2 separate regions of the Homo sapiens genome follow, and region 1 is linked to region 2. Evidence: read pairs that join two places in POLR2A ChIA-PET (ENCODE). Cell type or tissue: MCF 10A. All regions are shown on one strand. Links, peaks and the distances in the headings refer to the core of each region. The heading gives the core; the rest is flanking DNA.

Region 1 (4,385 bases), core at 123-4,122, 140 kb after region 2:
CTCGTCTAATCACTATACTAATAATGCTTCAACCTGCCAATTTATTTTTTATTCTGTAAGCCATAAGGAGCCAATGAAAAAAATTAAGGACAGCAGTAATGATCATCTTTACATGCTAGAACACACTACTCAGCCACGTGCAAGGTGGACTGACGCTGGGGTGAACAAGGGTCTTGAAAGAGATAGTCAAAGTCTGGGTCAAAAATGCTGAGGAAATTCTGAGCATAAGAATGCATAGGAGAGGATAAAAACCTAAAATCTGTATCTAATAAACTTAGCTAGACTTTCTGATTGTTTTAAGTATGGGAAGGGATGAAGGAAGCTACCTCGCAGGTTACTAGCTGGGCCACTGGTTAGTAATTACTGTCCATCAATTCATGAGACAGGAGGAGGAACTGGTGCTTTAGTTTTGTGTAGCAAGCAGGAAGAGGACAAGTCTACTTAACGCGAATCAAAATGAGAGCAAGCAATTATACAGAATTTCTCTCCCTCGACAAGATAAGCTTCTCATATTACAGAGATCTTAACTTTGAAATGCTTTTCAAAATAGGGAGTCACTTGGGCTGGGAGGGGACTTCAACTAAGTCCTCATTTTACAGAGGAGGCACTGAGGGGCAAGGCTGTTTCAATACCCTGTCCAGAGTGCGCACTGTTCAGGCAAAACCAGGACTAAAAACCAGCTCTGCCGGATCCGTTCTACCTACTGCTCCTTCTGCTTCAGCTGCCCTCCCAACCTACTAATAGGGATTTACATCCCCAAATACGTTCATGTAAACACTTAGCATTCTTCAACTAAACACAAAATCAGATATGTAAGCTAAAAATCTAAAGCCAAAAACATGTATTTAATTTCCATAAAATTTCTACTTTTCTTTGGAAAAACTTTCCCATTGTGTCAGTTTCTATTCACTGTAACATTCCCTATATTTCAGGTCCTAAGACCAAAAAAAAAAAATCCTTTTTAAACTTAGGCCTTGAAGAAACGACAAACCCTCTAGGCTTAATATTCCACCACATGAAACCACTGACACAGACAAGGCCTGTTCTGCCGAAACCAGGCCAGTTAAGTCAGGGCTCAATTGCTTCTGTATTATTGTCAGAAGCCATCTCCACCTCAAGCAAAAGTAAAACTGGAGAAAGAGGCCAGCCTAACTTGCTCCTCGGCTGGTCCCCAGCAACGCCCCTGGAAACTCTGCTCCCCATCGCTAGGACCGCCCCTCCGACGCCGGGAGAACACGGAAGGAGCAGCAAGGCGCTGCCCGGCATCTGCCGCCAACTTCCCCGTCGACGGTCTGATTCAAATGCTCCCTGTTTTCCATGTAGACTTGGAGAGAAACTGCGCCAGGAAAACTGTTATCAACTGTTACAGGGACGGAGAACTCCGAAATAACCAAATTACTACTTATATTCACTGTCCCATGTCTAGCGCCTTTTGAAACAATAACCAAATCCTGTAAAGTTTTGTCTGCGATGAGCAGTCACTAGGAAAAACCTGTATTCGTGATGAATTCGCCTCCCCCCCAGAAAAGGACCGACTTTCCAAGAGCCGAAGCCCCTGCCCGGAGCGGCGGGCTCGCGGGCCCTGGGTGCGACCCCACCCAGCCTCCCCGGCATTCAGGCCGCCGGGCCCCGCGCCCGCGCTCACCCAGGTGCTCCCCGCGGCCTGCGCGCCCGCGCGCTTCTCCGGCATGGCTCCCGCCTCGGGCTCCGACGCCGCCTTCTCCTCCAGCTCCGGCGGCGGCTCCACGCTCATGCCGCGGCCATGCCCGCGCCAGCTCGGGGCGCTCCGGGACGACGGCGACGCCGCGGAGGCGGCGGCGGTGCCCGCGCCCTCATGGGCTCTGCGGCCCGCGGCGGCCTGCGGGTCAGGCGGCGGCGCCGAGGGCTGAGGAGGCGGCGGAGGCTGAAGCTGCGGATCAGGCTAGCAGAAGACCGCAGCTCCAGGAACCGACCACTTAGCAAACCGCACCGACCCCGACTGTCGCAGTTACCGGCGGCGTCAGGGGCGGGCTGCACGGTTGGAGGCCCCACCCCGCACCTCAGCTCCCGCCTCGAGAACGAGTCCCGCGCCTGAGTAGCCTCCAGCGACGCCACGCCCACTTCAGAGACCCCTCCTTTACCTCGCGACTGGCCCCTTGGCATCAGGACTTCGCGGCGCGCGGGAAGTACGTCATTTCGAGAGCCCGTACGACTAATTTCTTTTTCCGGAGAATCTGGACTGAGGCTAGCAAGCGAGGAGGGGCAAACTCGTGGGGGTTTGGTAGTGATTGCAGTTCAGTTTTGGTCTTGGTTTGCTCCAACCCGCCAACCTCTCAAGTTTTTCTATGGTTCTCCAAGAAGAAAATAATATAATAGCAATGTTTCCCAAACGTACTTGAACACAACACTTTTTATTCTTGACACATGATTAATATCTTGCAGAATGTGTAGGACACAGTTGGAAAAGCCTGGCTTTTTATGTTTATTTATTTTGAAAGATATGCACCTAATACTGAAATATAAAAAAGCCTACAGGCCTGGCGCGGTGGCCCACACGTATAATCCCAGCACTTTGGGAGGCCGAGGCGGCTGGTTCACCTGAGGTCAGGAGTTAGAGACCAGCCTGGCCAACGCGGTGAAACCCTGTCTCTACTAAAAAACAAAAACAAAAACAAAAAACACCAAAAAAATTAGCCGGGCTTGGTGGCGCACGCCTGTAATCCAAGCTACTCGGGAGGCTGAGGCAGGAGAATAGCTTGAACCTGGGAGCCGGAGGTTGCAGTGAGCCGAGATAGCGTCACTGCACTCCATCCTGGGCGACAGAGTGAGGCTCTGTCTCACAAAAAAAAAAAAAAAAAAAAAAAACTTTTTACAAACATCAATAGAAAAAAGAATAAAATTATTTCTATTAACAGGATTAGTAATTTTAATTGAATTAAAGTCATTTCATTTAAGAATTTTTTCAGGTTGGGCGTGGTGGCTCACGCCTGTAATCCCAGGACTTTGGCAGGCAGAGGTGGGCGGATCGCCTGAGGTCAAGAGTTCCAGACCAGCCTGGCCAACATGGTGAAACCCCGTCTCTACTAAAAATACAGAAGTTAGCCGGGCATGGTGGCGGATGCCTGTAATCCCAGCTACTTGGGAGGCTGAGGCAAGAGAATCGCTTGAACCCAGGAGGCGGAGGTTGCAGTGAGCCGAGATGGTGCACTGCACTCCACCCTGGGTGACAAGAGTGAGACTTCGTCTCCAAAAAAAAAAAAAAAGCTTCTTTTTCGCTTCCCACCCACCACCCCCAAACACACACACACACACACACACACACACACAGACACACACACACACTTTGCAGAAGTCTTTACTTTTATTTATTTATTTATTTATTTATTTTTGAGACAGAGTCTTGCTCTGTCACCCAAGCTACAGTCACCCAGCCTAGATCAGTGGCGTGATCTAGGTTCACTGCAACCTCTACCTCCCGCATTCAAGCGACTCTCCTGCCTGAGCCTGCGGAGTAGCTGGGATTACAGGTGCGCGTCACCATGCCCGGCTAATTTTTGTATTTTTAGTAGAGACGGGGTTTCACCATGTTGGCTGGGCTGGTCTTGAACTACTGACTTCAAGTGATCCGCCCCCCTCGGCTCACCAAGCCGGCCTGGTCTTTTTTTTTTTTTTTTTTTTGAGACGAAATTTCGCTTTTGTCGCCCAGCCTAGATCAGTGGCTGGATCTCGGCTCACTGCAACCTGTGCCTCCTGGGTTCAAGCAATTCTCCTGCCTCAGACTCTCGAGTAGCTGGGATTACAGGTGCATGCCACGACCTGGCTATCTTCTGTATGTTTGGTAGAGACAAGTTCACCATGTTGGCCAGGCTGTTCTTGAATTCCTGATCTCAGGTGATCCACCCGCCTCGACCTCCCATAGTGCTGGGATTACAGGCCTGAGCCACTACACCCAGCCTGATTTGTCTACTTTTCTGAATGATTGTTTTAACAAATAGTTTTCAAAACACAAAGGGAATATATGTATTATGTTATGCTGTTTGAGTATTATGTTTATGCCACTTATGAGCTTGGGTATCAGTTTCTGATTCCTGTATCCATGAAACAGAAAATTTTGTAGACTGTTTGTTTTGTTTTGAGACAGTCTCGCTCTGTTGCCCAGTCTGGAGTACAGTGGCGCTATCTCAGCTCACTGCAACCTCTGCCTCCCCAGTTCAAACGATTGTGGTGCCTCAGCCTCCTGAGTAGCTGGGACTACAGGCACCTGCCACCACACCCAGCCAATTTTTGTATTTTTAGTAGAGACAGGGTTTCACCATGTTGGCTGGGCTGGTCTCCAACTCCTGACCTCAAGTGATCCGCCTGCCTCAACATCCCAAAGTGCTGGGTGAGCCACCATGCCCAGCCTG
Region 2 (4,385 bases), core at 129-4,128:
GCTCAGACCACATAATTTGACTTTAGCACACTGCTTTCAAGCTTACCTTTTAGTTAAAAATATATCAAATCACTGTTAGTTTTTTTTTTTTAGAACTAAGAGTCTAGCCACTTAGCTTCAGTGATTCTCACTAAATCCTAATAATATTGGTATATTTTCATCTACTTTAATTCTTTAGTACCTAAGGTAAAATCTTTAAATAACTCATCACCTCATCTTGATAAACTGCAGACTAGAATCAGTGATCTGATTTAGAAGAAAAAGTCTATCATGAATCCCTGTTTATAAGATGCTTTGCACCATGTAATATGCAATAACTAAGTAGAGATCCTGACATACATGAGTGGTCAAAGGTTTAAAAAACTAGTTTGGGAGAGGGGCACTGGACATAAATCCATGACTTCAAGAGTAAGTCAGGGCCAGGTGTGGTGGCTCATGCCTGTAATGCCAGCACTTTGGGAGGGTGAGGTGGGCAGATTACTTGAGTCCAGCAGTTCAACACCAGCCTGGCCAAGGTAGCAAAACCCCATCTCTACTAAAAATACAAAAATTAGCCAAGCTTGGTGGCATCTGCCGATGTTCCTAGCTCCTTGGGAGGCTGATTCATGAAAGTCGCTTGAGCCTGGGAGGCAGACGTTGCAGTGAGCAGTGAGCATGCCTGCGCTCCACCCTGGGTGACAGAGCGAGACCTTGTCTCACACACACACACAAAAGAGTAAGTCAGTAGAATAAGGACCACTAACATTGCTCTCCCCTTTGGCTTGAATTCTAGAAGGCAATACAGTCATTTTGATACATGGAAAATTGGGTCAATTTAGAATAAGAATATAAACGTGACTGAAAGTGGGCAGGTTCTCTGACAAATGTTTGGGGTATGGAAACTAAGTTTCTAGTAGGGTGGTAACTATGGCAGTTTTCTTAGAGTTTGATATCTGGGAAAGATTTGTTGTCTAACACAAGACTATGAAAAAGATTATCTGACTACCAAAGCTCAAATTTACTTTCATTTTTAGGGTTATTTCCACTTTTGTAATACAGACACCAGTGAAATTTTTAACTCTGGTATTGTGTGAACTAAAACTTTTACCTCTTCATTACAAGGAAAAGACAATAGATCACTACCCATCAATACAAAAGAACAAGCTACTAAAACATGGATGACCTGGACCTGTGACGGACTAAATGGCACTGTGTTTGACTCGTGGATCTGACACAAACTAAGTGGGTCTGGATAATTCATGGACACTCTGAGGTCCAATCTCTTAATGGTTTCAAATGAGTCACAAGTAGATGACCATAAACACCTTTCGTGAACCATCACGGTGGAATTCTGTGAGGTTAAGATATCAAGACTAGCGTGACTAGTGTCACGTGGTTATGGACAGGTGTGAGAGCAGTGCAGTGTCTTTCAAGAGTGGGAGTTGTTTAGAGATGGAGGAAACAGGATTTCCACCCTCTGCCTGCTTACCTCTTACCCCTAGACCTCCCCACAAGCTCTCCTTTGAAGTGGCCTCCTGTCTCCCCTTGGTCTTCTCAAAGCTGGTCCAGGCATTCCACTGTCACAGACTCTAGTGGTTTCTGGAGATAATGACATCACCAGATCCAGCTCATTCTGGCGGGTGGATCAAGCACTGTTTCTGGCTATGCTCCGTCCTGTCTGGGCTTTTCTGCCTCTGCTGGGAAGCTCTGGAGAGTGGTAAGGTCAGAGGGGTGTTCTCTTTCTAGGAAAGATTCCTGTTCCCAGTGGCCCCCTGCTTCCTAATTCACAAGAGCTGCTTTGCTCTACAGTGAAATTATTTCTTGGGAGCTGGGACCAGGGCCTGGGAAACAAATTTTAGGGACACAAACCTGGCCCTCTGGAATTCAATACATTGGACTGAAAACATAGACAGCTTGGTAGTGCCAGAGTGGCTAGGCGCCTTCGTGTGACCCAACGGATCTGACCAGACACTACCAGAAAGCCTAAAATATATCTGACACAAGGTAAGGTTCTACCCACATTCACTTCCCATTATTTCCCTGTGTATTTTGGGTCATGTCACTTTGCTCAGTGCTGTAAAGACCGCAGGGCTGGTTTTAGGCAGGTGTGATATTCGACAGCACCTGAGACCGGAAATAAATCACACCTGCCCTTGAACCTAAATTTCCTCACTGCTAGCTTGTGACGTGGGCGCACTGTTCCTCCAACCTGAACCTCGGTTGTTATTTTTAATGCAGACGGTTATGCCGGCCTCATAGAGTACTTGTGAGGTTTAGGTGAGTCATCCAATGAAAAGAACAAAGTGTCTTCTAAATACAATAGCAGCTGTCACTTACTCAGGGTTTAGTAACTGCACTTGGCTGTTTGCTTTACAGCCAAGTGTATGATTTACCTAAGTTTCAAAACAACGCCATGAAGCAGGCATTAACACCCTCATTTTCAGGCGAGAAACCTCTTACCCGGTTCCCGCCCTCGCCCCCCGCTTACAGGTAATAAAGCTGGAATTTATGCAGCTCTTTCGGTCTCCACAGCTCGGGGTCTTGCCACAGACACAGCGCCCACGAGTTCTGGCACTTTGGTCAACGTTTATAAACGGGCTCTCCTCTGCCGCCGCGGGCATGCGCTTTCCCCAAGGTTCGCACTGAACACCTGTTCCTAAAGGGGGCGCAGCTCCACCTGCGTCCCCGGGACCTCTAGCGTGAGGGGGTCGATCCTGGGGTCCCCCCGGGCTTCCCGTTCTCACCCTCTGAATCACAAGCCCCATTCTCACTAGAAGTTGACAGGCTGTGGGGAGACCTGGTTTCCCCGCGTCCCACTTCAGGTGAGCACCTTCCCCGCCCGCGACACCCAAGGGCCCCGGGACCACCTCTCAGCCTTAGCTAGGCGTGAAGCAGCGAGCTAAGCTTGCACATGCGCAGACGTCATCCAGAAGACCCTTTCCTAGAGTGTGGCGCGCGAGCCATTCGGATTTAAGACTACGTTTCCCAGAAACCTCCACGCCACGACTTACTTCGCAGCGTTTTCTCTATTGGATGATTGGAAGATGTTCCTGACTGCCTCGCCTGGCCAGGTTCTGCCAGAGCCCCTAGAGGTTATGGGTTAAATTTGAACTTTGCTGCCGAATACGGTGCGTGGTCCTCCATCAAATCCCGATTGGAAAAAACAGCTGCCAAACACGTTGGAAACAATTTGGGAAATGTGAATGTGTACTGGCAATTATAAATATTAAAGAACATTGCCGTTATTCTTAACTGTTAAGTGGAGTTATATTGGAAAATACTAGTTTTTATAAAGACATGCACAGGGAAGCATTTAACATTGAAAGGATAGTTAATTCACTTTACAATTTTTCAGCAAAAACTAACAAAGCGAATATGGCAAAAGGTTAACTTTTCTTAAATCAAGGACATGCATGGCTATAGATAGATGCTCATTTTACCGTTTCCTACGTTTCTGTGTGCTTAAACATTTTTCAATACAAAGGAAGAAAGAAAGAAAAACAAGGATCCTCCCTCCATCAGTTTGCCTTTTCAACTCAAAGCAGCCCCTAGACGTTAAGGTACATACAAATATGTCTTGGGAATAAGGCTGTGAAATGTGAATGAAATACTTGCACACGGAGCACAGCATTACTATAAAAGAATAGTACCTGTGACCCTGACCAACAGGGTTTCAGGAAAGGGGAACAAAAGAAACAAAAACCAAAAAATACGCACAACGCAAAATAAGAAAAAAATGGCTATGGCCGGGCGCTGTGGCTCACGCCTGTAATCCCAACACTTTGGGAGGCCGAGGCGGGCGGATTGCCTGAGTTCAGAAGTTCGCGACCAGCCTGTGCAACACGGTGAAACCACGTCTCTACTAAAATACAAAAAATTAGCGGGGTGTGGTGGCGGGCGCCTGCAGTCCCAGCTACTCCGGAGGCTGAGGCAGGAGAATTGCTTGAACTCGGAACTCCGACTCAAAAAAAAAAAAAAAAAAAAAAAAAAAAAAGAAGAAGAAGAAAAGAAAAAAGAAAAAAAAATGGCTATCAGGCAAATCATGGATCTCCCAGAGATGTCCCTACTTAAACTTTACATGAGCACCTGTTGATTTTTTTAACCAAACCAGGGAAATACGGTCATAATATCATAGGAACATCTTTTTACTAAATTATACATATTGAGCATGTATCTGCTCAATATTATTCCGTAACATCAATAATTTCTTCCGTGAGATGATAAATTTAAATAGTGGCACCTATTCACCCAAGGGTTGGTCACAAAGTCAGTGCGATCCCCGTGAACACACCCGTGAAGCTTTGCTTCCCAGCAACTTTCCTGGGGGCCGCGGGCGAAGGAACACCCCCAGATGCCGCTGCGCAGGGACAGGGGACGCGCCCAGACGTAGAGGCCCTGACCTCTGA

What was found. ChIA-PET counts read pairs that join two places held together with the same protein. Peaks named below come from ENCODE experiments on the same cell type or tissue, not always from the same donor. Only the 100,000 strongest peaks of a DNase experiment are listed, where the experiment ranks them.
Region 1: POLR2A ChIA-PET joins it to region 2 with 5 read pairs; 3 of 35 experiments call an interaction of 5 or more read pairs at or near these places.

What each region holds. Positions count from the first base shown.
Region 1 is chr9:97,011,614-97,015,998 of GRCh38, forward strand. It overlaps the pseudogene SLC71A3P. Among named protein-coding and RNA genes, the nearest start is that of CTSV, 25 kb to the right of the region's middle. RefSeq lists silencers at 1,017-1,156, 1,817-1,876, 1,917-2,016. In MCF 10A, for the core only: no CTCF peak of the experiment used is centred there; a DNase peak (open chromatin) is centred at 2,228.
Region 2 is chr9:96,873,001-96,877,385 of GRCh38, forward strand. It overlaps a transcript of ZNF782 not described here. Among named protein-coding and RNA genes, the nearest start is that of ZNF782, 21 kb to the left of the region's middle. RefSeq lists enhancers at 509-578, 934-2,133. In MCF 10A, for the core only: a CTCF peak has its summit at 2,644; DNase peaks (open chromatin) are centred at 2,241 and 2,981.